Linked DNA regions of Homo sapiens: region 1 is linked to region 2. A link is an interaction called in ENCODE POLR2A ChIA-PET data of the cell type or tissue named here. Cell type or tissue: GM12878. All regions are shown on one strand. Links, peaks and the distances in the headings refer to the core of each region. The heading gives the core; the rest is flanking DNA.

Region 1 (16,789 bases), core at 4,998-12,997, 200 kb before region 2:
CTTACATATGTAAGAGCACTTAGCATAAGGCTTAGCACTTAGTAGACAAAGGGTAGCTACTAATAATTTACCCATGTCACTGTCTCTGTACAAAAAGTCCTTGGGGCCAGGTACGGTGGCTCACACCTGTAATCCCAGCACTCTGGGAGGCTGAGGTGGGCGAAATACCAGAGGTCAGGAATTTGAGACCAGCCTGGCCAACATGGTGAAACCCCATATCTACTAAAAATACAAAAATTAGCCAAGTGTGGTGGTACGCGCCCATAGTCCCAGCTACTCAGGAGGCTGAGGCAGGAGAATCGCTTGAACCCGGGAGGTGGAGGGTGCATTAAGCCTAGATTGCGCCACTGCACTCCAGCTTGGGCAACAAAGTGAGACTCCATCTCAACAAAAAAAAAAAAAAAAAAAAAAAAAAAAAAAAAGTCCTTGAGAGTAAATGTCCAGAAACTGAGCTTTCATAGACCTGTACACGCTTTCTGGTGCTTACTTCAATATAGTGTAAGAAACTTGACTCATAAGCAGGGTCCAGGCTTATGACAAGTTAGTACCCCCTTGCTTGGCACAGTGTCACACACAGTAGGACTCTCAGAATATTTGTTACACAAGTGAGTGAACAAATACAACACTTTAGAAAGGAAAAGAAAAAGGCAGAGTGGACATAATTGATCACTGGGCTCAGCTCCTGATTTTCATTTGCCTAATTCTGATTTCTTTTTGGCCTTAGGCAGATGGAATAGAGAATATTTTTATGGCTGGCATTTGCAGTTTTTTAAACAACAAAAACTGTTTTTTAAAAAGTCAAAAAGAAAAACACCCCAAAAAAATAAACGTTCACTCCAGGCAAACTTCCAAATATTGTGATGTGTTTTCTCTTTGTTTCAGGGGAGAGGTTCACAATGAAACAAAATATTACAGCAACCTTTTGCAGATTCAAAAGGTTAAATTCAAAATGTTATCAATAATGTAACTCCCACTGTTTTTACAAAGAAAACCTTGATCCATAAAGATACACAATTTCTATTACAAGAAAACGAAGTGGAAATGTACCTGAACTTGTAAAACTGTCATTATTTAAATATAAGTCTTAAAATTCAAGATAAAGACCTTAGCACAAATATTTGACTTTCTACTTTCATTTCCAGTGAAATGAACAAAGGAAAACAAACTTGGGAAAAATGTCTATTATGATTAGAAACCAGGAAAGAATGCCATATCTAAGTCGGAAACTTCGAGGTATTTCTGCAAGATATAATTTAGGAAAAAGGGAATTTGATAATGAAATACATGTTAAAGAAATGGCTGCCTTGGGAAGAGCCGGAAGGAAACCAGTGTGGAACTGCAGTCAAGCCCCCAGCCAGGAGGAGCAGGTATACGTATCGTAACGATGGGTCTCTGGGCAGCAAGTTGCTAAAAAGCAAATCTTGACCCTTCTTGGGCCTCAGACACCTAGTGCAAAGCTGATTTAACGAGGAAGACCACCTCAGCCCTCATCCCTGCTTACCCTCAGCAGTGTGCTAGGCAAAATGTGGGTATGGCCATGAATCCTAACAAAGGCTCCATGTTTGGATCTTCTGCCCCTGCAAATACTGGGCTATGCTGACAAAAACCAACCATGGAGAAAATAAATCCTTCATACAGTGGCAAAGCTCCCTCCGGCAGGTGCCTACAATAATCGCTTATTCCCTTCTCCCCTCAGTTTACTGCATCTTTCTCAAGCAAAACAAAATGTAGCAAATTTAAACTATTCCCTTCTTTCTTCATCTGGGCCTGAACACCAACCACACAATCTCTAACAGAGCCCATCAGAACTACCAATAGCAGGCAAACCTAAACCTCTTTAAGGTGAGGGAAGAGAGAAAACAGTCACTGCAGTTTGAAATTTTATAAGTTTTTTTTTTTTTTTAAGGAGGAGGAACAGGAGCAGCTTTTTGTTTTTTTTTGGTCTCTGTGACAGCGATGGTGGCATTCGAGAGGCTAATGGCTAAGAACAAATCCAGCAGCAGGAATATGTCCAGTTCTCATGAATAAAAGGATCTGTGTTTTTTCCCTCAGAGGACCTGATCATGGGTCCAGAAGATAACTATTTGAGTTCAACGGTTTCCTTCTTTCCTAAGTTTTCCCCTTGATTTTCTCTTATGTCTTCCAAATATTTACCTGTACATTATTTGGTGAAAACAGTTACCTGATGGAAGAGTTTGAATCTATACTTCCCAGAAGTAACCCAAAGGCATTTGAAAACAGCAGTGAGAAAGAGTGTCCTGGATAAAGCATAATGAAAAACATCTTGTTGAGAGTTAGGATCTGGGCACAACCCCCAAATAAAAAGGGAGCTGATGTGGATGCTTCTACAATACAGTAGGATGACAGCCAAGCAGACAGTAGGTGTGCAGGATCTCTTCAGCAGGCGAGACCCTGGGACTGCCTCCTATTCAGTGCACGTGCATACACAGAACACGAGGGCAAACACACGACCTTCCAAAACATTTTTTTCTTAAGAACTGCTAGTGATTGGCCAGGCACGGTGGCTCACACCTGTAATCCCAGCACTTTGGGAGGCCAAGGTGGGTGGATCACCTGAGGTCAGGAGTTCCAGACCAGACCGACCAACATGAAGAAACCCCACCTCTACCAAAAACACAAAAAAGTTAGCTGGGCATGGTGGTGGCAGGCACCTGTAGTCCCAGTTAGTTGGGAGGCTGAGACAGGAGAATCGCTTGAATCCGGGAGGCAGAGGCTGCAGTGAGCTGAGATCGTGCCATTGCACTCCAGCCTGGGCATGCCACTGCACTCCAGCCTGGACAGCAGAGTGAGACTCTGTCTCAAAAAGAAAAGAAAAAAAAAAAGTACTCTTTTAGTGCCAAAAAAGCAAATCTGCAAAACCACATACACCAACAATTTATCTTACTTCCCATTTTCCCCCATTCTCCAGCCTCCCCTAACTCACCACTCCTATGAACTATAGTTTCTACAGGATAAAAATAGCCTAATACATCTTTTAAACATTCCTATCCAAACTGGTTCAGGTATATTGTCAGAGCTATCATCACTATCTTTCTCAACTCAATGGGAACTTGAAAGTTAGCAAATTATATAAATGAAGAACAATTCTTGGTTGATTATCACCATCAATTAACTGTTGAGGTGATTTTAGAAAGCCAAACTCTCAGTGGAGTAAAATCAATATGCTCTTTCTAAGGAAATAAGATTACGTAGCAAAAAAAAAAAAAAGGGGGGGACATTGAAGTTTTCTTTAGGCCTCTGTATGTATATTACCATATGTCACATATGACAAATTTATCTCATTTTCACTCATTACTAAGTAGATATTTTTCTGTAATCCAGCTAAATCTTTATTCTCTTGTAGCTTGTTATAACTATCAAATTCTGAAATATTTCCAAACATTTTTAAACGTAGATAAATGAAAAAATAGAAAAAAATGTAATGATGGTCATAAAAAAAAAAAACCAACAGAAGTTTTCCAAACACATTTCTTAACAATGCCTTAGTCACCAGTAAATTACTAGAGCTAGTATATGTGGGACATAAATTTCTAATTAATGTACTAAGATAATGTTTTAGAGAAAGTTTCTATCAGGAATCTAAAAATGACAATTTTCTAAATATAAAGATGAAGAATCAGCACTAAAAATCTAAAGTTCTTTTTTAAATCTTCAACTTGGAAGAGTATCTCCAGTCAATACAGAGACCTACAATCTACTGGGATCATAGAAGAATGCACACTGTAGCTTTGAGTGGAGTGTGTGTGTGAGAGAGAGAGAGCACGAGCGAGAGAATGAGAGAGATCACACACGTGAGAGTGAGCCCAGCAATCCAACGTTGGTATAGACCATGCTAGCATTTTTTATTTTTTATTTTGAGCGAGGTCTGAATTTTCTCTAAATATTTTGCAGTCTGTAGCACAGTGCTAGGAGACAGTAAAAGTAACAGCCAAGGTGTTGCATGCAAAATCAAGTATCTAGCTTGTTTTAAGCAGACTAAACTTAAGTAGGAATTTCCAATGAATAAAGCAGATTAGGGAGAAGCACAAAATATGTAATAGCTTTTATTTTATATCACCTTTTTCTTTCCAATTTCAATGTAGCATTCAATATACAATAGTGAATTTTCTGCAACTTCGAATATAATTTCATGATGTTGAGAATGAGTCATTATTGAAAGAGCTCTGTATCAGGTTTCTGTGTGGAGCAGATTATTTCCTCATAGAAGATAATCTTCTTAGATTCAAAGAGAAATATAGCACGTACTATGAAGGGTTTGGGGAAAGGAGAGGTATTTCTTGGTGTGATGGTTAATTTTATGCATCAACTTAATTGGGCCAACAGGTGCCCAGACCAAATATTATTTCTATGTGTGTCTATGAGAGTGTTTTAGGATGAGATTAACAATTGAATGAGTGGACTCAGTAAAGTGGACAGCCCATCTCAATGCAGGTGGCCTGAATAGAATAAAAGGCAGAAGAAGGAATTTGTCCCTTCTTTCTTGCCTAACTGCATGAGCTAGGCCATCTCATCACATTTCCTGCACAAGGACTAGAATTTACACCATAGGCTCCCCTGGTTCTCAGTCCTTCGGACTTTGAGTAAACACCACTACCTTTCCTGGGTCTCTAGCTTACAGACAGCAGACTTTGAGACTTCTAGGCCTCCACAATCACATGAGCAAATTCATTATAATAAAGCTCCTAAAAGTATAGATATAGATGTAAATATAGATGTACACGCACACACACAAACATAAAACTTATTGGTTCTGAGAACTCTGACTATACACTAGGTGCATTTTTTTTTAATGTAAACCTTTTCATGAAAAATGAAAAAACGGTGAGTGTTGGTAGCTTATTTGATAATACATACAGTACTTTGGGGTACTGTGACTACATCAGGTCATAAGGAATAAAAGTAAGTATGTATTTATGCCACCAGCATTTAATAAAATATACAAAAGGAACGAAAGCAGACTCTTGGCAAATGAAGTATTTTTAGTCATTGTACTTACTTAAAGAGAAAACAACTCCACAAGTATCCTTACTTTGTTGTGGTATTTAATTACTATTTTAAAAGTTAAATTCTATATCTCTCACAATAAAGATGGGGAGAAGGACCAGTCTGAAGAATCAGTGCAAATATTTCCCATTAAAATAGACATATTTCAGGACAAAGCTTTTAACAATGATATTTGAGAATATGCTGCATCTATAATATAAAATTAGAAAACACAGTCATACAAAAGAATAATCTGAGATTTGTAACAATTGCTTAGAGGTTTTTGTTTTATTTTTTTGAGACACAGTCTTGCTCTGTTGCCCAGGTGGGAGTGCAAGCATAGCTCTCTGCAACCTAGACCTCCTGGGCTCAGGCAATCCTCTCACCTCAGCCTCCCAAGCAGCTAAGACTACAGTTGTATGCCAACACAGCCAGCTAATTTTAAATATTTTGTAGAGATGGGGTCTCATTACGTTTCCCAGGCTAGTCTTAAATTCCTGGGCTCAAATGATCCTCCCACCTCGGCCTCCAAAAGTGCTGGGATAACAGGCATGAGCCACCATGCCTGGCTCACTTAACAGATTTTTTTAAAAGATTAATAATTTTAAAATGTTAATGATGGCAAAGGAATAACAGGATAGACAGAAGAAGAACCCAAATCAATAAAATAGACAAGATAGGGAACTTCGGTTATAAACCCAAATGATTTTGAAAGTGATGGGGATAAAAAGATGAGAGAAATATATTACAGATCCAGAAGAACCAAAGTAACTATAATAATAATTTCAAAAACAGAGGAAAGAAGGGATTATCAAAAAAGATAGTTGAAAATAGTTCCCTGGAGTTAAAAAGGACATGAAACTTTAGGATGAAAGAGATGACTAAATACCAATTAATTCACAAAATTAATGAATATTAAATTTGGAAATCAAAAATAACAAAAATTCCTAAAAGAAGTCAAGCAATGAAAAAACAAGTTTCTTACAAAGGAAAACATGAATGACATCAGACCTCACCTACAATACTAATCACCACAAGACAACAGACTAGTTGTCTAGAACACAGGTCACAAACTATAGCCCTAAGACTAAATCTGGTCTGTTGCCTGTTTTTGTAAATAGAGTTGTATTGGAACACTGTCTGTTTTGGTACCGTCTATGGTTTCTTTCATATTGCAGTGGCACAATCGAGCTGCTGTCAAAGATTCCATGGCCTGAAAAGCCTAAAATATTTACTATCTAGCACTTGACAGAAAATAATTGCCAAATCCTGGGCTAGAATTCTGGGTGGACAAAAGAAACAAAAACAAAAAACTGTGACCCTAGAATTCTATCCTATTCAAGAATTCACTGATGTGTACAAAGACAGCCTCAAAAATAAAAGCATTCTGAAAACATACCACTCACGGACCATGCTGAAAAAAACTACTTAAAGGAATATTCCATCTGACCAAGAAATTCATCAAAATACATAAATCAAGAATAAAGAAGATATGCTATAACAGTAGGAACAAGGAATCATGAACCCAGGAAAATTTACAGTTCAGTTTAAATGACTCTTCTCTATACTCTATAATATAGTAAGAAAATAATCGAATGTCAATGAAAAAAATTCTTTAAAGAATATACACATCTTTAAACTACTATTAATTTTAAACACCAGTTTATGTTGACAAAAGCTAGAAAGAAAAAGCACATTGGCCGGGCGTGGTGGCTCATGCTTGTATTCCCAGCACTTTGGGAGGCCAAAGCAGGCAGATCACCTGAACTGAGGAGGTCGAGACCAGCCTGGTCAACATGGTGAAAGCTGTCTCTACTAAAAATACAAAAAATTAGCTGGGCGTGGTGGCACATGACTGTAATCCCAGCTACTGGGGAGGCTGAAGCAGGAGAATTACTTGAACCTGGGAGGTGGAAGTTGCAGTGAGCCAAGATTGCTCCATTCGACTCCAGCCTAGGCAACAGAGTGAGACTCTGTCTCAAAAAAAAAGAAAAGAAAAGGCACATTTAATTTCTTGTCTTTCACAGGGGTAAGGTCAATAAATACTATATTTATAATGCTAGTGAGAATTTGAGGCTAAAAATATTTTAATGTAACCAATAGTAGAAATGAATGCATAATTATGAAGTACTAGAGGGAAAAAAGGACACAAAGAAAAGGAAATGACAAAAAAAATTGTCTCCCAAAAACATGATGACAAAGGTAACAGAAAGAAGGCCAGACACATGCATTATTCCCAAAAAAAGAGGACAGACTGAACAGCCTAACTAAAAGACTACCAGTTGGGTACAAATATCAAAAATTCAATCATAAGCTATTTACAGAGGGATGCCCCACAGAAAATTGATGAGGGGAGAATTCAAGACAAAGGGATTTTTTTTTTTTTTAGTGTTCAATTTCCACTTTATCTTCTTTCATTACCTCTTTTATAATTAACGATTCATTTGCAGTTTTGCTGAATAAAAAAATTATACAAATATTCTCAGACAAAAAAAATTAATGCCAAACTTAAAGGTGATTACTAGAAAAATAGTACTTTTAAGTACTACCAAGGAAACTCTGTATAATGTTTGAAGTGACAATTTGAAATGCTTAAACAAAAAGAAAAGAAGAAAATTAAATGCTGACTTCAAATGCTATTAAAATTAAAATTTTTTACATAGGCCGGGCACGGTGGCTAATGCCTGTAATCTCAGCACTTTGGGAGGCCGAGGCATGGATCACGAGGTCGGGAGATTGAAACCATCCTGGCCAACATGGTGAAACCCCATCTCTACCGAAAAAATACAAAAATTAGCCGGGCATGGTGGTGGCCACCTGTAATCCCAGCTACTAGGGGTGCTGAGGCAGGAGAATCGCTTGAACCCAGGAGGTGGAGGTTGCACTGAGCTGAGATAACACCACTGCACTCCAGCCTGGCGACAGAGCAAGACTCCGTCTCAAAAAAAAAAAAAAAAAAAAAAAAATTTAAGTATAGCTACTTTATTTCATTTTAATAGAATACACGAGGCCCAAACAGAAATCCTGCAGTTCAATCAAAATAAGTCTTCAAACTAATGAAGCTTTTTTATGCTATACTCTTTACAGAGATCATTAAGCACACTACAATGAAGAAATCCCATTTTCTCTGATCTAATTCTGTAACATTACCAGGTAACACTGTGGAGCCCTATGACCTTCTGGTCTTGTAGGGCTCAGGGATCATGGGTGTTTAAATAGGGAAATGTCATGTGAGTGATGCAGGACAGGTGAGCCCCAAAACTGGGGTTATGCCCAGGAGGGTTTTTGGCTTTGCCGGGAAAGAATTCAGGAGTGAGCCTTTGACTGAACAGTACTGCTCCTTGCAGAGTAGGGCTAGCGCTCAGGCAGTAGCCCAGAGTCAGCAAGGCAGGGGCTCCTGGCAACTGTATTTAACATTCAGGTAAACCCACATTTGGCTATATGTAAATTAAGGGGCAGGTCAATGCAAATTGAGGTTATTTAGAACTTTCTACAAAAGGATCGTAATTTCCAGGTTGTTGCCATGGAAAGGGGTAGTAACTTCCAGGTCATTGCCATGGCATTTGTAAATCGTCATGGTGCTGGTAGGAGTTTCTTATGCCAATGAGCAATGACAGCAGCCAGGGATCACTTTTGTCATCGTCTGCTGGTTTCTGCCGGTTTCTCCATTTTATCCTGTCTGGACCACATCCTGTTTTGGTCAGCAGTGTCGTGACCAAAAAGCAAGTCCTGCTGGTCTGTTACCTCATGAGAAAGGATGCCTTTTCACCATAGGGCTGTGCACTTCTGAAAGACCTTAGAGGCCCAGCCTAGCTGACCATTAGGGAGACCACAGGGCTTGCAAGTAGGACGCAGTCAACACCACAGGGCACTCAGTAAAACCTCCAGGAAACAGAGTGAGAACAGCAAAAGAGGAAGCTCAGGGCTTCAGGACCCTTCACCTTTCAGTCCCCATCCTTCTTTCTGTATCCCTATCTCAATCCCATTGTGACGCCTCCTGGTGCCAGGCTCCAGCTATAGATATATGATGTAGTGGTTTAGGGCTGGGGTCTTAACAGCCAAAGGGACCTGGGTCTTAATATTATTTCTGCCACTCATGAGTTGTGTGACCATCGATAAGGTACTTCATCTGAGCCTTTTTTCTGATCTATAAAATAGAGGAGCAGGATATTAATAGCACCCATGCCTCTGCAGGGTATGGAAAGAATCAAATGAAGCAATGCAAAATAATTGCTTAGCACAGTTTCTGGCAGGTAGTAAGTACTCAAGAAATTTGGACTGTTATTACATTATGCATCTCTCCCACATACCACATCCCTGAAAAATCAGAAATTTCCTCTCCTGAACATTCCCTTTTGCAATGATGGTAAGAAATCAGTGAAAATCCTCTCTGAAAAAAAAAATACTGTATATCAAACAAAATCATCCAAAGCCAGCCATTTCAGGGATTTGGAAGCTGACCAAAGACTGAGTAGGAACAGCAGAAGTCTCTGGTCCTCTTACCTGGTGAGGTTCCCAGGCCCCCAGCTCAGTCCTCAAGAATGGCAGTTTTACCAATATGGGGCTGGCTGGAAAAAACAGCAGCTCTGCTGCCAGAAGGGGCAGACTTAACTTGTGGTAGGGGGCTTTGTGAGCTAAACATAGGAATATTACAGGAAAAATTACAGCTTTACTTGCCAAGGTTGTAATCCCAGTTGGTGTAAGAGCATAATGGGAATGTAATGTGGCTATACTAAAATAAGAGGTCCATAGAAGGGCTGAGATAAACTCTTCCTACATACCTGGCTGACTAGAAACTATAGGGATATGCAGGGAAGATCTGAGAGAGCTTGGCAGAGAGTAACAGCCAAGGACAACTAGAGAAGTGCTAAAACTTGAATGCACTCTGCAACTCACAGACAGATCAATCAGTGGAGCTTCATGCATTCCAGTGTTTGAAAACAACTACTATCTAAATCACTGGCTCAGAATCACTTCTAGAATGGCAGAGTAGAAAACTAAAAATCTGCTCCTTAATAAAACCAGCAAGAACATTGGGAAAAATGGTCAAAATCAACTTTTCAAAACTCTAGAAATTAGTCAAAGGCTTACACCAATCTAAATGTTTATTCTCTGTAAGAACAGTGAGCTTTGTGCCTTTTCAACTTGCCCCATTCCCATCCCCCTCTCCCCAGCTTCATGGTAGACTTGAAAATCAACAGCCTTACAACTAAAATAGCTGTGACAACCACCAACAGCCTGGCAGCCAATGGAGGGGCAGAACAGGTTTGGAGCTCAACAAAAGCTCCATCCCAGAAAACTGTCACTAATTAATTTGTCTGGCAGTTCCCTGAAAAGGTGCATTGTCAGGTCTTATCTTTACTTGATCTGACTCATAGCTCTCTCCATGCAAAAAGCCCTAGCCCTAGGACATTTATTTTAAAAATCAATGGCAATTGTTTAATATCACAGCTGTCTGGGGCAGGAATCCAGTTAGTGCTAACAAGAGGCTGACCAAAAAACTTAAAAGGAAAAACTGGGGAAGAAGATGTCCTGAGGAGCCTTTGAAAAGCTCCGACATATTCCAGGGAATCTAGAAGGCTATCTCAGGGCTGTTCCTTGCTGAAAAAAAGAATTCAGCGATATTTCTCCTATTCGCTTTTGTAAGAGGAGAAATATGGCTCTGTTCTGCCCGGCTCTCAGGCAGTCAGACCTGATGGTTATCTCCCTTGTTCCCTGAACATCGCTGTTATCCTGTTCTTTTTTCAAGGTGCCCAGATTTCATATTGTTTAAACACACATGCTTTACGAACAATTTGTGCAGTTAACGCAATCATCACAGGGTCCTGAGGCGACACACATCCCCAGCTTACAAAGATGATGGGATTAAGAGATTAAAATAAAGACAGGCATAGGAAATCACAAGAGTATTGATTGGGGAAGTGACAAATGTCCATGAAATCTTCACAGTTTATGTTCAGAGACTGCAGTAAAGACAGGTGTAAGAAATTATAAAAGTATTAATTTCGAGAACTAATAAATGTCCATGAAATCTTCACAATTTATGTTCTTCTGCCATGGCTTCAGCCGGTCCCTCCGTTCAGGGTCCCTGACTTCCCGCAACAAAAGCGACAAAAAAAAAAAAAAATCACTAGAGATCCTCAGATCCTCATAAGATTAACAGCTGAATTGTCAATGGCAACCTGGAGGCCAGAAGGCAGTGAAAATAACACATTCAAAGTGCTGAATGAAAAACACTGCCAGCCAAGAATTCTATCTCCAGCAAAGCTGTCCTTCAAAAACAGAGAAGACACAATGCCAAGACAATGCAATACGGAAAGAATCATCTTTTTAAAGACAGTGCTGGGACAACCAAATATCCATATACAAAAGAATAAGTTGGCCCCAACTTATACCATTTACAACAATTCACTCAAAATACATCAAAGACCTAAATGTAAGAGCTAAAACAATAAAACTCTTAGAAAAAAACGGAGGCATAAATCTTCATGACCTTGGATTAGGCAATGGTTTCTTAGCTATGATACCAAAAGCACAAGTAGCAAAAAATTATTACATAGGACTCCATCAAAATCAAAAACTTTGCTTCAAAGTTCACCATCAAGAGAGTGAAAAAACACAATGGGAGAAATATTTGCAAATCACATATCTGACAAGGAACTTATTATCCAGAACACATAAAAAACTTAGATAACACAACAGTAAAAAGGCAATGTAATTAAAATTGGGCAAAAGATTTGAATATTTGAAGAAACAATCATTGGCTCACCACTAAGCTATATGGACATAGGAGCAGCACCTAGGAAGCCAGGCCAAAAAATAAATAAGCACACAAAAATTGAGCAGAGATATCTATAGACACATATCATAGGGAGATATGTGCTAACTGGCTAAGAGCAAGCTAGTTACCAAAAAACAAACAAACACTTCAAAAAGTAAATCAGAATCCAGAGATACTACAAGATATTATCAAAAAGATTTCAACAACAAAAAAAATATAGGATATGCAAAGAAACAAGAAAGTGACCTATAATCAAGGTGGGGGAAATCAGTCAAGGAAAATGAAGTCTAAGTGGGCCAAGATATTCAATTTAGCAAAGACATCAAAGCAGCCATTATGAATATGAGCCAAGAATTAAAGAAAATTCTGTTCAAAAAAACTAAAGTAGGCCAGGCGCAATGGCTCATGCCTGTAATCCCAGCACTTTGGGAGGCCGAGGTGGGCAGATCACAAGGTCAGGAGATCGAGACCATCCTGGCTAACATGGTGAAACCCGGTCTCCACTAAAAATACAAAAAAAAATTAGCCGGGCGTGGTGGCAGGCACCTGTAGTCCCAGCTACTCAGGAGGCTGAGGCAGGAGAATGGTGTAAACCCAGAAGGCAGAGCTTGCAGTGAGCCAAGATCATGCCACTGCACTCCAGCCTAGGTGACAGTGTGAGACTCCATCCCAAAAAAAAAAAAAAAAAAGTAAAGGAAACAAATGTTCCTAGAATTAAATGAATATATGACACCAATGACTCAACAAATAAAGAATATCAATGAAGAAACTGAAACTTTCAATAAGTATCAAACTCTACAGTTGAAAAGTTCAACAACTGGCAGGGCACAATGACTCATGCCTATAATCCCAGCACTTTGGGAAGCCAAGGCAGGTGGATCACGAGGTCAAGAGATCGAGACCATCCTGGCCAACATGGTGAAACTCCATCTCTACTAAAAATACAAAAATTAGCTGGGTGTGGTGGCACGTGCCTGTAGTCCCAGCTACTCAAGAGGCTGAGGCAGGAGAATCACTTGAACCCAGGGACCAGAGGTTGCAGTGAGCTGAGATTGCACCATTGCACTCCAGCCTGGGCGACAACAGTGAAACTCCTTTTTTAAAAAAAAAAGAAAAGTACAACTACTGAAATAAAAAATGCACTACATGGATTCAACAATGGGTTTGAGATGATGGAAGAAAAAAGGCAGTGTACTTAAAGACAGATCTACAGAAATTATCCAACGTGAAAAAAGAAAAAAAAGACTGAAGAAAAATGAACACAGCCTAAGTGACTTGTGGGACAATATCAAGAATACCAATATACTATACATGGAATAAGAGTCCTAGAAGGAGAAGAGAGACAATGTGGCAGGAAAAAAATTTTTTTTGAAAAATAATGGCTGAGAACCTCCTATAGTTGATGAAAAAATTAATCTACAGACCCAAGAAGCTCAATAAATCCCATATAGGATAAAACTAAAGAAATCTACACATGCCAGGCACGGTGGCTCATGCCTGTAATCCCAGCACTTTGGGAAGCCACGGCGGGTGGATCACGAGGTCAGGAAATCAAGACCATCCTAGCCCACATGGTGAAACCCCATCTCTACTAAAAATACAAAAAAATTAGCCAAGCGTAGCAGTGCACACCTGTAGTCCTAGCTACTTGGGAGGCTGAGGCAGGAGAATTGCTTGAACCCGGGAGGCAGAGGCTGCAGTGAGCCAAGATCATGTCACTGCACTTCAGCCTGGTGACAGAGCGAGACTCTATCTCAAAAAAAAAAGAAAAGAAATCTACATTTTTACACATCAGAGTCAAACTGCTGAAAGAGAAAAATAACTTATTATAAAAAGGGAAATACAAAAATAGAATGAATGATGACTTCTCATCAGAAACAATGGAGGCCACAAGGCAGAAGAATAACATTGAACATGCTGAAAGGAAAAAAAATACATATGTCAACTAAGAATTTCATATTCAGCAAAACCCTTTCAAAAATAGAGGCAGAATAAGACATTCCTAGATAAACAAAAACTGAGAGAATTAATTACTGGCAGAGCTGTCTGAGAAAGACTAAAGAAAATCCTTTGGGCCAAAAGGAAATTACACTGGATGGTAACTTGAATTCACAGGAAAGAATGAAGAACACTGGAAACAGTAAGTAGGAAGGTAAACACAAAAGACTGGTTTTTTCTCTTTTCTTCTATTCCTTTTTAAAACATAAGAGTTCTTAAAGCAATAATTATAATACTATTTGTTAGATTTATAGTACATACAGATGTAACTTATACTGTCGTGTGAATTAGGAGGACAAGAGAGACCTCGGGGTAAACCAGGAGGATCTTTTCTGAGTGCACTCAGACCCAGCAGACTCAACATCCAAAAACTGAGCCAAGAACAAAGACAGCACTTGACGCTTATACACACTTCTAAAAGGGGATGGGCTAACTTGAGTCAAGCTTACACTGGCGCAAAGCAAAAGCAAGGATACAGAGGCAAGACAAGACGGTTAATCAAATTGTAACAGGTTCATAACTCAGGATTACACATGACCATTGCTATGCAACTCAGATGGCCATTATCTAGTTTGCCGTAGTGCCTAGCAAGGCTTATTCCATGGCCTTCACTATGGTGCCCAGGTGGCCGTATCTCAGGCCTGCTCAGTTGCTTTATGACCATCACTCCACTGCTTAGATAAAACAGAATACTAGAAGTCACTAGTTACAGGGAACAGGAATCTATAAACTCATACTGTAAAACAAAGAGAAATTTGTTTTTCTTCTCCCTATGTGGAGGGAGTGGTGGGAGAGTCTCCAGAGCACATTCTTCTGTGTCCTGGCTTCTTAGATAGTATTATCAAGACTTTTCCTGGGTTTCAGCTGTGCTTGTTGCTGCCTCTGGGACAAGTCAGCCTAGCACAGGAAAGCTTATTCCCTTTTTTTTTTTCTTTCTTTCTTTAATTTCCTGCCTCAATATGACAATAATAACATAAATGGGGAAGGAAGAATGGAATTATATAAGAGCAAAGTTGCTGTATTTTACTGGAGTCAGATGAATACTAATCTGAAACAGACTGTACTAAATAAAAGATGTAATCCCTCCAGAAACTGCAAAAACAATTTAATACATAGCTTAAAAATCAACAGAGGAACTAAAACAGCACATCAAAAAAAATTTAACACAAAAAATTTTCATTTTCATTTGTATCATGCTTTTCATTTGTATCATCCATTAGTGGAATTTTGAAATTCCACTAAATGACCAGTACTTCCCAAATTTTTCACTAAGGTAACTGCAGAGAAAGTTAAAATCCCTGGAGGGTCTGCCTGCAGGCCTGCCCACAGAGGCAAAGTTTTTGCTTTAATATTTTGTGTTTTACCTTTAAATTATTACCCTTTTTTTTTTTTTTTTTTTTTTTTGAGTCAGAGTCTCACTCTGTCCCCCAGGCTGGAGTCCAATGGTGTGATCTTGGCTCACTGCAACTTCCGCCTCCTGGGTTCAAGCAATTCTCCTGCCTCAGCCTCCTGAGTAGCTGGGATTACAGGCACCCACCAGCATGCCCAGCTAATTTTTTTCCTTAAAATTTGTGAATTTTATTTATCTTCTATATGCTACCTTTGTGATTGTATTTGTTATAAAACTAATGTGTGGTTTGTATGTTTATATGTTTGTTTTTCTGGTTTGTTTCTGCTAAAATGTTGAAGTAAAATTAATAGTTGAAGAAAATTTACCCAATAAGGCCTGTAATAGATGCATGCCTTCTTGAGAAGCAGAGGCCTAAATCAGTGGCTTTCAAACATTTTAGAAACTCAGTAAGAAAAACATCATGACCCATTTTATACACAGCACATGCATATACACACACACATGCACACATATATACACACAAAACTCTGACTAAAATCAAAATTTCTTTCCTAGCTCTTTCTTGTTTTTTAATTAATCACAGGACTTCTTACAAGTGATTCTGGTTCCCTGTGTCACTACACCCAAAGAACACTTAAATTTTTACAGTGGATTTGACTGCTTTAACCCAAAGTAATGACATGGGCAGTTAGGAAGATATTTTTTGTTTCTGTTCAATTTCCATCTCATGATTTGCTGCCTACTTCATCCAACAGTAAATTAGTTTATTCTGCTTTTGTTCTTTTTTTTCTTTTTAAGACGGAGTCTCGCTCTGTCGCCCAGGCTGGAGTGCAGTGGCATGATCTCAGCTCACTGCAAGCTCTGCCTCCTGGGTTCACACCATTCTCCTGCCTCAGCCTCCTGAGTAGCTGGGACTACAGGCACCCACCACCACGCCTGGCTAATTCTTTTTCTTTTTTTGTATTTTTTAGTAAAGACGGGGTTTCAACATGTTAGCCAGGATGGTCTCGATCTCCTGACCTTGTGATCCGCCTTCCTCAGCCTCCTGAAGTGCTGGGATTACAGGTGTGAGCCACTGCGCCCGGCCTCTGCTTGTTTATTTATGGATAATAATCAATACAATCTGGTTTTGTAGATGACGATTAACATAAAAGATAAACATTGATGGATCATGTGCTATTATATCTGCATTTCTTTGCAATACTATCAGTCATTCACTCAATATACAATTCTCAGCTGTACTTTAAAAAGGATATTTAAGTTACTGAAGAAAGAGATGGTACCTCAGATTCATCAGGGCACTGTGCTAAGCCCAAACACACCAAAAAAAAAATGTTTGAAGACTATTTATATGTTTCTCTAAAGGACCATCAGGTGAAAGTTACATGAAGCCATAAACTTAATATGGAGAGTACTTTTCTAACCTTTTATAAAGTGGGGTAAATGAAATGGGGTTCTCTATTAAATAGTGGACTCCTAATCCCTGCAAGTAGTAAAGCAAAAAAAAAAAACAAACAAAAAACTTTTAAACTACATATATAGGATATAATAAAGCAAATCCAATGACAAAAGGTATGCTGAGGTGTCAAAATACAGGGCGAAAACACAGGAGGAAGTGTTTAAATATGACTAAGAAATCTAAGAAGACTTTTGGA
Region 2 (16,789 bases), core at 3,908-11,907:
GGCTGGTCTTGAACTCCTGGCCTCAAATGATCTGCCTGCCTTGGCCTCCCAAAGTGCTGGGATTACAGGCGTGAGCCACCATGTCTGACCCAGACTGGCCACATTTCAAGTGCTCGGTAGCCACATATGACTAGTGGTTACCCACATGGACAGTTCCATCTTATAAAAGTACTATAACCTAGTTATCTGTTGGGTGTAACTTAAGTTTATTATTTTTTTCTTATTATTATAAGTAGTGTGATAAATATAAGAGCTACTACTATGTATTTGTCATTGTTTCTTTCGGATCTAGTCTGTCTTACAATCACTGAATCAAAGCATATGAACATTTCTTAAAGTCTTTTCATAAATATTGCCAAATTTTGTCCTTAAAAGTTTGACTAACATCAAACTTTAATATCAAATTTGACTAAAAATATGACAGAATACACATTTCTTGTATATCTTTACCAGCATTATCTGTCTATCCATCTACCCTCCATCTTTCCTTCCCTTTCTATAGGAATCATCATATATTTCTTTAATTAATTATGATGGTAAATAAACCTGGATATTGGACATCTTCTAGTTTATCTTTTGCCCATTTTGGCTGGTGTTTTATATTTGTGATACCCTTTTAAACTTTTTATATTTTTAGGATTTAGGATAGCAACTCTGCTATATACTGCAAATATACATATACACACAAATATATATACACATGTATACATACACACACACACACACACACACGTATGTTTGGGTTTTTTAAAATGTTTTTTGAGACACGGTCTTGCTCTATCACCCAGGATAGAGGGCAGTGGTGCAGTCATGGTTCACTGAGGCCTCTACTTCCTGGGCTGAAGTGATTATCCCGCCTCAGCCTCCTGTGTAACTGGGATTACAGGCGTTCCCCACCATGCCTGGCAATTTTTTGTGGAGATGGGGTTTTACCATGTTGCCCAGAATGGTTTCAAACTCCTGGGCTCAAGCAATTTACCTGCCTTGGCCTCCCTAAGTGCTGGGATTACAGGTATGAGCCACTGGGCCTGGCATGCAAATATTTTTCCTGGCTCTTCATTTACCTAACAGTGTTGTCTTTTCTCTTGCTCTCTCTCTCTCCCCCTTTTTTTTTTTTTTTTTTTTAACAAAACAAAAAAACAGGCAAGGGTTTTTACTTTTTAAGAAAATTAGGTTAATACTTTCTTTTATGGCTTCTACTTTGCTTTTATATTTAAAGGCTTCTCCTACCCAGTTAAGTTTTCTTCTAGTTCTTTTACGGTTTCATATTTCACATCTGTCTTTTTCTGTTCATCTGGGATTTATTTTGACATATGTGAAGTGAAATAACCTCCCTTATTTTTCCTTAAAAATTTTGGCCCCACTAAAAAAAAAAACAACTTGTTGCCTTGAAATAAAGCTGCCTTTATCATATGTTAAATGCACATCTTCTTGGTTCTTTTTAGGTTTTATTGAAATATCAATGATTTGGTACCAGTGTACACTTGTATACATGGGGCATGGTATTTTCATTTTGTAAACAAGTGTGTTTCTGTTATTGTTTAAGTCTCCCCCCCATCCCCCTTTTTTGGTTGTTGCTTTGTTAGTCCTCAGATTTTTTAGTTTATTCTTTTGGGGCTTCAAATTAGTTTTGGTTTTGATTTTTTTTTTTTTTTTTTTTTTTTTGGAGACAGAGTCTTACTCTGTTGCCCAGGCTGGAGTGTGATGGCATGATCTTGGCTCACTGCAGCCTTTGTCTCCAGGTTCAAGTGATTCTCATGCCTCAGCCTTCTGAGTAGTTGGGATTACAGGGGTGTGCCACCACACCTGGCTAATTTTTGTGTTTTTAGTAGAGATAGGGTTTCATCGTGTTGGCCAAGCTGGTCTCGAACCCCTGACCTCAGGTGATCTACCCACCTCGGCCTCCCAAAGTGCTGGGATTACAGGCGTGACCCACTGTGCCTGGCCAGTTTTGAATTTTTTAACTTAAAAAAATTGCAACTTTTATAATATTTTATGTTTTATAATGAAAAAATGTAATCCTATTGAATGTTCCTCTGAGCATAGCTTTAGCTATATTACTTAAATTTTGATGAGTAATATTTTTATGTTTATATATTTAAAAACCCCTGCAGTTGCAGTTTTTATTTTTTCAACAAGTATTTAAGCACCTGCTCCATCTAGACATTCTGCCAAGTGCTGAGGACACAACTATGTACAAGACAAGGTCTCTTGCCTTCATCCAGTTACAGTCTGTCAATATAGACAAACCAACGAATAAAGAATTTTCAGATTTCGACAAGTGTCTAGGAAGTAAATAAATAATAGAAGGTGCTAATTGGATGATCTGAGACTGTCTCTCTGAGGATGTCATGTTTAAGTTGATTGGTGGTACCAAGGTGTGTATGGGAGTTTCTTTAGCTTTCCCAATCTATCGAAACATAAAAAAAAAAAAAAACGGAGTCTCACTCTGTTGCCCAGGCTGGAGTGCAGTGGTGTGGTCTTGGCTCGCTGCAACCTCTGCCTCCTGGGTTCAAGCAATTCTCCTGCCTCAGCCTCCTGAGTAGCTGAGATTACAGGCATGCGCCACCATGCCCAGCTAATTTTTGTATTTTTAGTAGAGATGGGGTTTCACCACGGTGGCCAGGCTGGTCACAAATTCCTGACCTCAGGTGATCCACCCGCCTCAGCCTCCCAAAGTGCTGGGATTACAGGCGTGAGCCACCACGCCCAGCCGAAATGACTAAGTTTTTTTGGGAAAATATTTTGTGAAAATTGCTTTGCAGGCCTGGCTGAGATCACTTGATGTCAAGAGTTCAAGACCAGCCTGGCCAACGTGGCGAAACCTCATCTCTGTTGAAAATACCAAAATTAGCTGGGCGTGGTGGCCGGTAGCTGTAATCCCAGCTACTCGGGAGGCTGAGGCAGGAGAATCACTTGAAACTTAGAGGCGGAGGTTGCAGTGAGCCGAGACTGCACCACTACACTCTAGCCTGGGCGACACAGTGAGACTCCATCTCCCAAAAAAAAAAAAAAAAAATTGCAAACAGTTTGAAGCCTCTTCCCCATCTTCCAGCTGGATTGCTGCTCCAAAGCTTGTCCTGTGTAGAAAATTTGGAACTTTGATTCTGAGTTCTAAAATCAAGAAGTTGAAGGTAGTTTCCCATGTGAAGAGAACTGCTGGCACAAATGGTACATATGCAAAGTGCTTGACTTGACTTTGAATTTGACAGAAGATTAGAATGACTGGTGTTTACTGAGGGAGGACAGTGGGACAAGCTTTGTTTCAGGACTTGTTTGGGAGACTTTTATTTTTTATTTCCAAATGGTAGGGCTGCTTCCACCCCTCCTGCCTTCCTATGGAGTTTTGATTTTGTAATCCAAATCAGTCTCCTACAAATAGCATATATTATTTTACCTCTTGTTACTTTTCTTCATTATTTCTACTGTTTTCAGTTTTCTCTACTCAAGACCTTTGCATATGCTTTTGTTTTGCTTAGTTGTGATTTCCTTGAGGAATCCTTCCTTGATGCCACAAAATAGGTTAGGTCTTTCTCTTGGCTTCATGGGCTCATTTTATATTGGGCTTTTCTTTCATAAACATTTGTAACAACTCCAGTTCATTAAGTTTGTGTGAATTGTTTTAGCATCTATTTCTTCTTCCAGAACCATAGTCTGGTAGCTACCATCCACTTGTGGCTATTTAAATAAATTTAAATTTAATTTAATATTAAAAATTCAGTTCCTCATTTGTATTAGTCACATTCTAGGTGCTCACTCAGTGGCCTTATGTGGCTAGTGGCGATTGTGTTGGACAGCAGAGAGACAGTCTTCTGCAATAATAGATACTTATCTTAATTTATAGTCCTGTGGCTAATGGCTACCATATTTTATTTAAATAGTCACATCTGACTATTGAGATATGGCAAGTCTGAACTGATGTATTAAGTTTGAAATAGGAACTTGATTTCTAGTACCAAACAATGAAAATATCTCAATTTTTAAAATATTACATATTGAAGTAGTGATATTTTACATGTATTGTGTTAAAATATACTATTACTGTTAATTTTATTTCTTAATTAAAAAAATTTTTTTTTCTTGAGACGGAATCTTACTCTGTTGCCCAGGCTGGAGTGCAGTGGCACAATCTCGGCTCACTGCAACCTCTGCCTCCTGGGTTCAAGTGATTCTCCTGCCTCTGCTTCCCAAGTAGCTGGGACTACAGGCGAGCACCACCGCGCCTGGCCTGTTTTTTTTTTTTTTGTTTGTTTGTTTGTTTGTTTTTGAGACATGGTGTTGCCTTTGTCGCCCAGGATGGAGTGCAGTGATGTGATGTTGGCTCACTGTAGTCTCAACCTCCCTGGCTCAAGGGATCCTCCCACCTCAGCCTCCTAAGTAGCTGGGACTACAGGCGCGCCACCATGCCTGTATAATTTTTAAAAATTTTTAAAATTTTTTGTAGAGATGGGGTTTCACTGTGTTGCCCAGGCTGGTCTTGAACTTTTTTTTTGAGATGGAGTCTCGCTCTGTTGCCCAGGCTGGAGTACAGTGGCACGATCTCGGCTAACTGCAGCCTCCAGCCCCCGGGTTCAAGTGATTCTCCTGCCTCAGCCTCCGGAGTAGCTGGGATTACAGGCGAGTGCCACCACGCCTGGCTAATTTTTGTATTTTAAGTAGAGACTGGGTTTCGCCATATTGGCCAGGCTGGTCTCGAACACCTGACCTCAGGTGATCCGCCCACTGTGGCCTCCCAAAGTGCTGGGATTATAGGCGTGAGCTACCGCGCTCAGCCGGTCTTGAACTTTAGAGCTCAAGTAATCTGTCTGCCTTGGCCTCTGAAAGTCTTGGGATTACAGGCGTGAGCCACCGTGCCCAGCCAATTTTTAAATTTCAATGTGACTACTAGGAAATAGAAAACCACATGTGGCTCTCATTATGTTTCTGTGAGACAGCACTGGTCTGACTCGACCATAAGTTTGTACAGTGGTAGGGACTATATCCATTTTATTTACTGTGGTATCTTCAGCGCATAACAGACGTTCAAAAGATTTGGTGAATGAATAAACTAACTCTGTTAACTTTTGAATGTTATTGCATAGTTTACAGAGAATGTTACCTATTCAGCTTTTGCTTTTCAGAATTGTTTTCTTTGTGACTGATTAAAATGGTTGAGAAAAGCTCTTTCAGTAACTATATAAAGAATGAGTCTTCGTCTTTTATGTAATATTTTATTTATTTTTTTCTGGTTTAGGCCTCCAAGGAGAGAGAGAATTTAAAGTTGGCCAGTCTATTTTCTCTTAGTTTTTCTATGTCTAGCACTTTTTCTTAGATGATCTATGATATGTTGTTTGGCACATGAAAATTTATGACTTAAAATCTTAATAGTTGAGTATTATAAATGCCTTCTCTTTTATTTTTGTCTCACTATTGTGATCCCTGTTTCTTTTTATTTTGCATTAATCAGTGACCTTGTTTATCCCTTGAGACCTAAAACAAAGCAATGTACTGTTTTTTTGTAGAAAGATACCTTATCCTATCGGCTTGGTTTATGCTTGCTTATTTGTATGTTTCCTTAATGTTTCCTTTGTGTTCAGTGTTTGACCTCATATGCCATTCATTCAAACTCCCCAACTCCTCATACACACCTTGTAATCTTTTCCCTAAGGAGTCAGGAGAGATACACCAGGAATTGCAGGCTCAAATATATCTTACTTTTGCCAGGGAAATATTTTTTTTATTTTTTGTTATTTATTTATTTATTTATTTATTTAGAGACAGAGTCTTACTCTATAGCCCAGGCTGGAGTGCAATGTCTGCTGCCCGGGTTCAAGCAATCCTCCTGCCTCAGTCTCCCAAGTAGCTGGGATTACAGGCACCTGCCACTGCACGAGGCTAATTTTTGTAGTTCTAGTAGAGACGGGGTTTCACCATCTTGGCCAGGCTGGTCTTGAACTCCTGACCTTGTGATCCACCTGCCTCTGCCTCCGAAAGTGCTGGGATTTACAGGCGTGAGCCACCACACCTGGCCATATTTTTTTATTTTTTATTCCCCATTGAGGTGTTTTTCAGAGTTTATCCTTAGTGATCCCAGTTATGTTTTGCTAATGTCAGGGTGGTCTTTTTATCAACTACTACAATAAACCACCAGTCGTGCCAGAGAAAATGCCCAGGATTAATTTCTTTTGTAGGAAGAGCAGTTTGAACTATATGGAATCCTTCAAAATTCTAAGAAAGTGTTTGCCCTGTTCTGTATATATTCTGCCAAAAGTTGTTCCTAATAGTCTAGATATTGATTCTTTATGTAAGTAGGGTCTTTTTAATCAAAAGTGAAGTGGGACCAAATTGTTCAGTGGCTTGTTCTCTTCTAAATTGTTTTTAGCTGATAAGATTTGGGAAACTTTCTGGGCTTCCACAAATAATATACAATACATCTTTGAATACTTGATGCTTAAAAAGTGTTGTTACTGCATGCAATCAGGGAGCTCCAGAGCTTTTTGCAGGCTCCTTGTTCCTGAGAAGCAATATTGTTTTCATATTATCTCGGTTATACATTTTATGGTTGTGACATTGCTTTCTTTTTGTTTTTGCTGTTGTTTTCTGCTGCTGCTGATTTAGAAATGAAATAAGCTAACTCTTAATTTTAACCTGTTTGCTACCTAAAATGGTAATCATCTTGATGTTCTTTCAAGCAGGTCCCAGAGATCTTAAAATGATCCGGAATCACTGAGTCCACAGTTCTCTTTTCTCTTGGTTATGTATAGATGGAGAGTGGTCTTGGTGTTATATTAGTGTATGATTCGTATTTGTTTCATAATTAACTTCGAAGTGAAAAATTGATGCGAGAGCAAAGGTTTATTTGGTTTCCATAACTATTTACTAATTTTATGCTTGCCAGATTTTAAGATTAAACTGTTTGCCATCTCTTTTTTTTTTCTTCCCGTAAAACCTTTGGCCATCTACAGTCACTTTTCCTCAAATCTTATGCTGTAATTCAAACTGTATATTCTTTTTGCTGATTGCTTCTGTACCTCCTCTGCTTCCAGTGTTCTTTTGCAAGAGTGTCCACACAGTGGGAAGAAAACCTGAACTTGACTCATGAAGTGCTGGGCATTCAAAACAGTGAATCCTTGCAAAGGATCTTGGGAGTAGACCCCTGTGAATTGGCTCTTTCAATTTGTCCACTTAAAGGGCATAATAGATTATGCAGCTGTTTGGGCTTCAGCAGGGTATTGCTCCATATTCATGCCTAGTTGCAATTATGTGAATTTTCAGTTTGTTACAAAGACTTCCCTTTGTATTCAAAACAATTTTGTTGGCTTTGTGTTCTAATATTTGAGTTTTCTCTGAGGAAAAATAGTTGCAAGATTTTGAACTTTGAAAACTTCAAATTAAAATGTTTAAAGGTTTTGTCACTTTTTATTTTCTGATGCAAACCATACATTGAAAGCATATTTTAAGAAGAAGTCACTCTAATAAGCTTTAATTTCGAGTTTATGAATCACAGGATTTTTGGTAGAGGTAAAAACTATACTTACACCGTAAATTAGACATTAAATGCCATTTAATCAGTCAGATAATGATTAATGTTAGAGTAATGTTTGATGGGCCAAGCTGCTAAAACATAAGCAGTTCTAATTAAAATATATAAACTTATCACGTAAAAATAGCAAACTTAGTAATGTATAAAGTGACAGTAGGTCTTTTTTGCTTAAAAATCAGAGTTCCTGTGTAGTGTCTCTTTATGATCTCTGTAGTAAAAATATTATTTAACGTAGCTTAGTGAGAAGTTTAAGAGGAGTATACCTTTTACTTTAGGGTGCCCATGCCACTTTGAAGTTATGGAGTGCAAAGTAGTTTCCACACATTAAAAAAAAAAAAAAGATGAAAAAGACTTAAACTTTTCTAAATTTTATACCTGAACATGTCATTAGAACATGTGCCTTTTGCTTTTAGATATCTGTTTGCCAATGGTTAAGCATTAACCTTGGCAAAATACTCACATGTCAGATCTGTTAAATGTAATAGTATTTCTGCCCAGTATTTTCTTCAGTTTTAAGTAGAAATATCAACCTTTGATGTCACTGAAATTTCTACTCTGTTGTGATACTGAGAACATAAATGTCAGTGAGTTTGATAGCTTAGAAGTGAATCTTTTGCATTCAGTATTTTAGTGCTGTATATTTTCACTTAAGTTATAGTTTTCTCTTTAAGTCTTAGAAAAAAACATTGGTTTGTTCCTCTTAGCAACATATTGTAATGGATTTTCTGTTGCCGTTTTACAATTTTCAGGTAAAATGTGAACTCTATTAAAAATAATCTGTCTTTAAAGCATAACTTCACCTTCATTGCTCCATAAAAATAAATGATTTAGATTAAAAGCATTGTATTTTAAACAATTGGTCACAGCTGCTTCTGTGAGATTTTCATTTTTGTTACTTAGTTTATTTTTCACCTAGACAAGGGTAAGCAAACAGTATATGATGGGAAAACTGAAACCTTATGTACTGTTTCTTTAAGAAACCAGCTTATCCAGGAGGTTTTAGTGTGTCTAACCTAACCTGCTAGCAAGGAAAAGTTCTTTAAAATAATGGATATTAGCCGTATCCAATCACAATTATCAGTTTCACTAACAGGGAGGAGATTTTACTCTTCAGCCACTAGAATTGGAGAAGGTGGAGCTTGGTATTCAGGTTTGGTTGCTTTGGAGTACAGCTTCAAGTGAAGTTAATCTGAGGTGAAGCAAACAGAAAATTGTGGAGGTTTTGTTGGTAGGATTTTTGTTCTAATCTTTTTATGATCCTTTATTTTATAATTTTGCTCCTTTATGATTCTGTGTGTGCTAGGTTTTGTCACTGTTTTTATTTTCTGATGCAAACTGAACACTAAAATTAAGCAGGGAAGCAGAACAAAAGGGCTCTTTGGACAGGAAATAGGTGTTCAGAGAATCAAACTTGACTTTCTCCTATCATTATTTTTAGTTCAGAATATGAGTGTCATTAAAACATCTTAGACTCAAAATCATCTCCAATAACAGGATTTTTTTTTGAATTGGTTGTTTGAACAGTCAGTTGTCAGTTTTTATAAATGACATCTTGAGGAGGTTCATTTGATATGTCATTTTCCTTAAACTTAAAATGTTAAGTTGCTGAAAGATAAATGTGATAGGCTTAAATACGTCTTTTTTAGTAAATTGAAATGCCAACTGTTTAATTTTTTTAACCCCAGCACAGCACCCCTTTTAATTTCAGTATATTTTAATTTAACAATATGTTGACATTTTTAATATGCTTATAATTTTTAATATGCTCATAATTAAAAAGGCCATTGATGAACAAAGTGAAACTGCTTTCTTCTTACTTCATTCAAACTCTTCATTTCTTTCAAAGGTGGAGATAAGTAATTAACATTTCGAAACAGGAAATGAAAGGATTTATATTTTTAAAAGCTATAGGTAGGCTACTACAACTTTTTTTTAAAGTATCTGATTCTATTTACATTTCTTATTTATGACGTAATTGTAGTGTATTTCAGTACAAGAATATTTTTTAGAGACTGTTTTCTTTATATTGTTGCTCTTTGTTCTCATAGAAATTAAGGTATAAATTGCAATAATCATTGCAATAATCAGACCAAAAGCCAGCTAAGCATTTTCAGCCATTGTATTTGCTATGCTACTTGTTCCGGATCATGCAAAGGTTTTTAAATTAATGCTTTTCTGCTATATCTGTTGTTTAAACAATAGTGTAATAATAATGAAATCAAGAAAAGTTACCTATCTACCCACCAGCAGATCATTGTTTGGTCATCTCATTTTTTTCCTGTTCCCTTCTCTGTCTTATATTCTTGCAGTTTTCCAATAATTATGAATCTGTGCAGTTTTATGTTTTCACTTAACTATCTGTTGAAATTGTTTTCATTTCAGTAACTATGTAATTCTCTTAAATTGATGTGACCTGAATTAACCTAGTTTTTTGAATTGTCTACTTTTAGGTTCTAATTTTTCGTCATTTTTAATAGTATTGCGTTGAACACACCTGTGTGTAGCTGTAAAATATTTTCCTTTTTAAAAAAGATTTCTTTTGGAAAAATCCTGGAGTGGCTTTACCTAGATCAAAGGATAATGAACACTTCACTGGCCAAATTGTTTTTCTAAAAAGTTATACCAGTTTATATCGACACCAGCAGAATATGCTTCAAAGTTTTTCTGATGTGTAGCCCCTTAAATGTTCTGTTAAAGTGTGCCTATGGAGCTCTCTGACTTGTTGATTAGTTTTTGCCTAAAAGCCTATTTTCAACACCACTTTCCAAGATGTAGATGGATATAAAGCAATTTTTCTGGATATTAAAATCAGCTGAGGGAAATTGGAAACACTTTTACCCACTTAACTGAGCAATTGTATCTATGCTAGATATTTTATATACTTAGTGTATGTGTTGCTATTAGTAAGTATGGGGCTTAATGTTTTACACTGGCTTTGTTATTCAGGCTGGCTTTTCTTTTTCTTCTGGTAAGCACATACCAGAAGAAATATTTTCTTTCAAGAAAATATATCAGAAACATTTTTAGGAGGAGACTGGAGTAGTGCCAGTTAACATTAGGAGACTGGAGTAGTGCCAGTTAACTTTACCTGTCTCAAAAACATGTATGAATAACCTTTGTCATTATTTGTGCGTTTCTTAATTTTGAGTTTTTAAAAATACACTTTGGAAACAGATAACTTTTATGAATAATTACAGGCTTTGAAATGGTATATCAGCATCTTTCCAGTATTTTATAGGTTTCAGTTAAAGGTAAGAACTTAACTTTACACACATATAGTGGTGCTAGACATATGTTGTTTCTGTTTGTCTTTAAGAGCATGCTTTGTTGGCATTGACCACAAATTATGTATACTTTTACTAGCTTGTCTGTTAAATGAAATAGGCATAACTGGCTTATAAACTAGTTGAGTAACGTTCTAGAATAAACTTAAGTTGTGTTAAAATCAAAGACAATTCTAAGACAATCATATTTTTTCTTACAAATGGGGAGTAATGATAAGCCATAGGCTGGGCTATAACTCATTGATGGAACCAGTAGTTGAGCATGTATGGTATGGAGTTAGTCTAGCTCATTTTGCAATTTAAATAATTTAACTTACTTTGTGTCAACTTTTATTTCAATTAACTGATAATTTAGTATCTCTGACTTTCAGAGCTGATGCTGGTATGTTTGTCATTGTGTTTGTTTCAGAGGGAAGTTTTTTTTGTTAATGTCTACTTTTATTGTTTGATTTTTTTTCAGATACTTTGGTGTTGAACATTTGGGATAGAAGAGAGAAATTTAAAATTAAAAATTTTCCATATTTCTATCACAAATATTGGTAATTTGACAACATGTAATTTGATTGTCGTCTTAATAAAATTTAATGTTATTGCTACCAAATAGAGATAAAGGTAATTGTAAATACTGTAGTGAAAGTTTAGCTGTTGATTACATTTTGCTGGGTACCCCAAGGTAAAGAAGTGATTTTTTTTAGTGGTTTCTGTAACTGTAATTCTGCAGTACTACTGATCTTACATTGACAGATTTAGGGAGTATCTTTTTGGTTTCCTAGGGAGAGTGGAAAGTAGTTTTCTACAAGGAGAAGAAAACTTTTAAATTGACCTAGGTATTTGGGTCAAGATATGAAAAGTGATGGTTGCGTTTTATTTCAAAAATAATGTATTCAAAGTCTCTGTTGTTAGATGCCATTCAAGAGGAACATAGTGATTTTTTTCCCTCCAAATAATATGAGGAAAAAACTTAATGGGCAGTAAGTTGATAAAACTTGAAAGAACCTAGAGCCATTTTTGTTTAAACCTATTAATGCTAATTTTTGAACTGATGTGTCTATGAACTTGTTTGACTAAATTTGGTTTTCTGTGTTTGTATGCCATCGGAGAAAATGAACTCGAAACAGTTTTGTCGTTAGTAGTGCTTTGGTAGAAGAGAGCAGATCCATCTATCCCTGTTTATACCTTTTTTCCCCTTCGCAATATAAATACCCTGTGTCATCTGCTACCAATAGATTTTTGTAAGTACTAGATTTCTCAGCAACATTTAGTGCCATTGACTACTTTTCCTGCTTGAAACTCTTCTCATTATTTTCATGATACTGTCTGTGCTTTCCTCATTAGTGATCTCTGTGTCTTTTGCAAATGTTTCTCCTTTACAACCATTAAGTAATAGAAGTTCGTAGCATTTTGTTCTTAACTCTTCTCTAGACTTCCCTTTTGATAATCTCCAGTCCCATATCTTTAATTAGCATACTATACATATTAATGGTTCCAACGTCTGAATCTAAAATCCAAAACTTTTTTTGTACCTGAGACCCATATTTATCCAGCTCACCAAAAGTCACAGCAAATGGGTGATACTGCCACCCAAGCCAGAATCTGATTGTCATTCTGATTCTTCTTCATCACCAGTTAGCCACAATTAGCCTATAAATTTTAAATTCAGTGTCTCTAGAATCAATCTTTTTTTTTTTCCTTCACGTGTTAGCATAAGGCCACACGGTATGATTTCTTAGATGACTAAACACCCCCCTAATTGATCTTCATTTCCATTTTAGGCTCTGTATAATACATTCTTTACTGTGCGGTCATATCTGTTTTTCTCTGCTTCATATTCGTTAGTGAATACTAGCTAGAGTGAAGAATAACACCAGCTGATTCTGTGCTAAACATTCTCTCAGATGGTCCCCACGCTAAGTACTGTTAGTCTTTTCGAACCAGTAAGTCAATTTAGAAAGGCTAGCTAATTTGTCTAAGGTCTCCTTGGCTGGTAAGTGACTAGCATACTTTAAAACTGAGGTTTGTCAGACTGGAAGTCCTTTCCTTTACACACTGAGCTGTGTGCTTTCCTGAGCTTACTTCTCTATTCCTTTTTTCCCTCACATCATTCCACTTCACTCTTTAACCACCAGCTATTTGTAATTCCTTCTTCTAAGGCATAGTGAAAACTTGCTGCCTGTCTAAAAATGCTTTAAGGGAAACAAACATTAAAAAAAAAAAGTATTTCTGACAGTTTTTTGGAACACTTTGATAAAGGATATTAAACATTTTAGCATCCCCAGGATACAAGAAGATAAAAGAATGAGGCACAGGCAAAGTAAAGGTAGTTTTCCTTATGCACATAGTTTTGAGTTTCATAGCTGTTGAATTCCTCACGTTTAATAAAAGCTTGAGACCAAGCTGTGTAGTGGGAAGATTAGGCAAAGTGCAAAAGCACTTTAAGCTATTTGAAATGCTAACAACTCCTTAAATAACTGTTGGCTTGGACCTTGTGCTCATTCTGCATCCGGGTGTATAAAGCACCTGCCTGTGAACAAAAGTCAAATAACTTACTGAGTAACTTATACATAGGGTAGAGAGGCTACATAGATTATTTTGCATCAAATATTCTATCATCAAAAAAGTTAAATAATGCAGACAACATTACTTACAAATAAAATTGACGTGAACAGAAAAATAGTTGATTTGGAATCATTTTCATTTAAAATATTTTCTCTTTGTCCTCTGTGCCATTCCCCCTCTAACATATTTTAAAGCAAAAGGACCTCTATTGGACCAAAAAAAGAAAAAGTAGCCTTTTTATTCATAGCTTTGAAAGCAACTTGGTGGTAAAGGAAAAAGGTCAAATTGATGAAACTTTTGAAATACAGGTAAATATTACCAATGTTTGTTTCTTTGAAGGGATCAAATTATTAACTATAGTTGGGAATTAAAGGTAATTATAAGCATAGTAAAAATCCATGAATTACCCATTGTAAGAATAGGAGTGAGTTTTCTTTCTTTTTTTTTTTTTTTTTTTGGAGACAGAGTCTCGCTCTGTCACCCAGGCTGGAGCACAGTGGCGTGATCTCAGTTCACTGCAACCTCCACCTCCCTGGTTCAAGCGATTCTCCTGTCTCAGCCTCCCAAGGAGCTGGGACTACAGGTGTCTGCCACCACGCCCGGCTAATTTTTGTATTTTTAGTAGAGATGGGGTTTCACCATATTGGCCAGGCTGGTCTCGAACTCCTGACCCTTGTGATCCACCCGCCTCGGCCTCCCAAAGTGCTGGGATTACAGGTGTGAGCCACCGCGCCCGGCTTTCAAAACTTTTAATGTGGCATTATTTACTATCCATAATAGTCTTTTGCTATATTTTATTTTTTCAACTTTTATTTTAGGTTCAGGGGTACATGTGTAGGTTTGTTACATGGGTAAATTGCATGTCACTGTGGTTTGATGTACAAACAATCCCGTCACTCAGTGACCATAGTACCTGATAGGTGTTAATAGTTTTTCAACACTCGCCTCTCCCCAGCCCTTTCCTCTAATTGTCTCCAGTGTTTATTGTTCTCATCTTTATGTCCTTGTGTACTCAGTGCTTAGTTCCCATTTATAAGTGACAACGTGGTATTTGGTTTTCTGTCCTGCATTAATTCACTTAGGATAATGGCCTCCAGCCCCATCCATGTTGCTACAAAGAACATGATTTTGTTCTTTTTTATGGCTGCACAGTATCCCATAATGTATATGTACCACATTTTCTTTATGTAGTCCACTGTTGATGGGCACCTAGGTTAATTCTATGTCTTTGCTCTTGTGAATAGTGCTGTGATGAACATAAACGAGTGCATGTGTCTTTTTGGTAAAATGATTTATTTTCTTTTGAGTATATACCCAGTAATGGGATTGCTGGGTCTAATGGTAGTTGTGTTTTAAGTTCTTTGGGAAATCTCCAAATTGTTTTCCACAGTGGCTGGACTAATTGACATTAACACCAACAGTGTATAAGCATTCCATTTTCTGGGAAACTTCACCAACATCTGTCATTTTTTTGACTTTTTAATAATAGCCATTCTGACTGGCTTGAGATGATATTTTGATTTTGATTTGCATTTCTCTAATGATTAGTGATGGTAATGTTGAGCATTTTTTCATGTATTTGTTGGCTGTATTTATGTCTTCTTTTTTTTTTCATTTGCTCAATTATTTTATTTTATTATTATTATACTTTAAGTTTTAGGGTACATGTGCACAGTGTGCGGGTTAGTTACATATGTATACATGTGCCATGCTGGTGTGCTGCACCCATTAATTTGTCATTTAGCATTAGGTATATCTCCTAATGCTATCCCTCCCCCCTCCCGCCACCCCACAACAGTCCCCAGAGTGTGTCTTCTTTTGAGAAGTATGTGTTCTTTTGCTCGTTTTTTAATGGGATTATTTGTTTCTTGCTTGTTGAATTCTGGATATTAGACCTTTGTCAGAGGTGCAGTTTGTGAGTATTTTCTCCTATTCTGTAGATTATCTGTTTACTCTGTTCTTTCTTTCCTTTTTTTTTGGAGACGGAGTCTCGCTCTGTCGCCCAGGCTGGAGTGCAGTGGCGCGATCTCGGCTCACTGCAAGCTCCGCCTCCTGGGTTCACGCCATTCTCCTGCCTCAGCCTCCCAAGTAGCTGGGACCACAGGCACCCGCCACCACGCTTGGCTAATTTTTTGGATTTTTAGTAGAGACGGGGTTTCACCGTGTTAGCCAGGATGGTCTCGATCTCCTGACCTCATGATCCGCCCACCTCGGCCTCCCAAAGTGCTGGGATTACAGGCGTGAGCCACCGCACCCGGCCTACTCTGTTCTTTCTTTTGCTGTTCTTTTGGTATACATTAAATAATAAAAATGTAAAATAATGACAATAGATTTTGAATGTTATAATAGATTTATGTGATATATAATTTGAAAAGAATGTTTTCCTTAGCTTTTTTTTTTTTTTTTTTGAAATGGAGTCTCGCTGTGTCGCCCAGGCTGGAGTGCAGTGGCGCAAACTTGGCTCACTGCAAGCTCTGCCTCCCAGGTTCATGCCATCCTCCTGCCTTAGCCTCCCCGAGTAGCTGGGACTACAGGCGCCCGCCACCACGCCCAGCTAGCTAATTTTTTGTATTTTTAGTAGAGTCGGGGTTTCACCGTAGCCAGGATGGTCTCGATCTCCTGACCTTGTGATCCACCTGCCTCGGCCTCCCAAAATGCTGGATTACAGGCATGAGCCACCACGCCTGGCCCTTAGCTTTGAGAAACAGAATACACAACCGTTTTTCTGTTTTTTTTCCCTTTCTTTTTTTTTTCTTTGAGATAGAGTCTTGCTCACCCACCCAGGCTGGAGTGCAGTGGTGCAATCTCCAGTCACTGCAACCACCATCTCCAGGGTTCAAGCAGTTCTCCCGTCTCAGCCTCCGAGTAGCTGGGATTACAGGCACCCACCATCATGACCAGCTAATTTTTGTATTTTAGTAGCTACGGGGTTTCACCATGTTGGCCAGGCTGGTCTTGAATTCCTGACCTCGGGTGATCCACCCACTTCGGCCTCCCAAAGGGCTAGGGTTACAGGCATGAGCCACTGCACCCGGCCTACACAACCAGTTTTCTTAAATTTTGTAGATAATTGTTTAAAATTATATATACAGTAGTTGCCCCTTATTCATGGGAGATATGTTTGAAGACCCACTGTGGATAGTACCAAACCTATATTTGCTGTGTTTTGTCCTATACATAAATACCTATGACATAGTTTTATAAATTAGACATAGTAAGACATTAACAATAATAGAATAATTATACTGTAATAAAAGTTATGTGATATCATCTCCCTCCCTCTTTCTCTCAAAATATCTTAGTATCTTCAGGCTGTGGTTGATCTCAGGTAACTGAAACAGCCGACAATGAAATCTTGGATGTGTTAGGTCATTCTTGCATTACTATACAGAAATACGTGAGACTGAGTATAAAAAGAGGTTTAATT

Evidence for each region. ChIA-PET counts read pairs that join two places held together with the same protein. Peaks named below come from ENCODE experiments on the same cell type or tissue, not always from the same donor. Only the 100,000 strongest peaks of a DNase experiment are listed, where the experiment ranks them.
Region 1: POLR2A ChIA-PET joins it to region 2 with 11 read pairs; 3 of 35 experiments call an interaction of 5 or more read pairs at or near these places.

The regions. Positions count from the first base shown.
Region 1 is chr15:79,864,159-79,880,947 of GRCh38, forward strand. The region is part of intron 3 of ST20-MTHFS (ST20-MTHFS readthrough); the gene reads right to left. The region is part of intron 2 of MTHFS (methenyltetrahydrofolate synthetase); the gene reads right to left. Among named protein-coding and RNA genes, the nearest start is that of MTHFS, 24 kb to the right of the region's middle. RefSeq lists a silencer at 10,089-10,383. In GM12878, for the core only: no CTCF peak of the experiment used is centred there; no DNase peak of the experiment used is centred there.
Region 2 is chr15:80,063,898-80,080,686 of GRCh38, forward strand. All of the region lies in intron 1 of ZFAND6 (zinc finger AN1-type containing 6), which reads left to right. Among named protein-coding and RNA genes, the nearest start is that of ZFAND6, 13 kb to the left of the region's middle. RefSeq lists an enhancer at 3,237-3,286. In GM12878, for the core only: no CTCF peak of the experiment used is centred there; a DNase peak (open chromatin) is centred at 8,554; H3K4me3 peaks cover 2,356 bases; H3K27ac peaks cover 1,261 bases.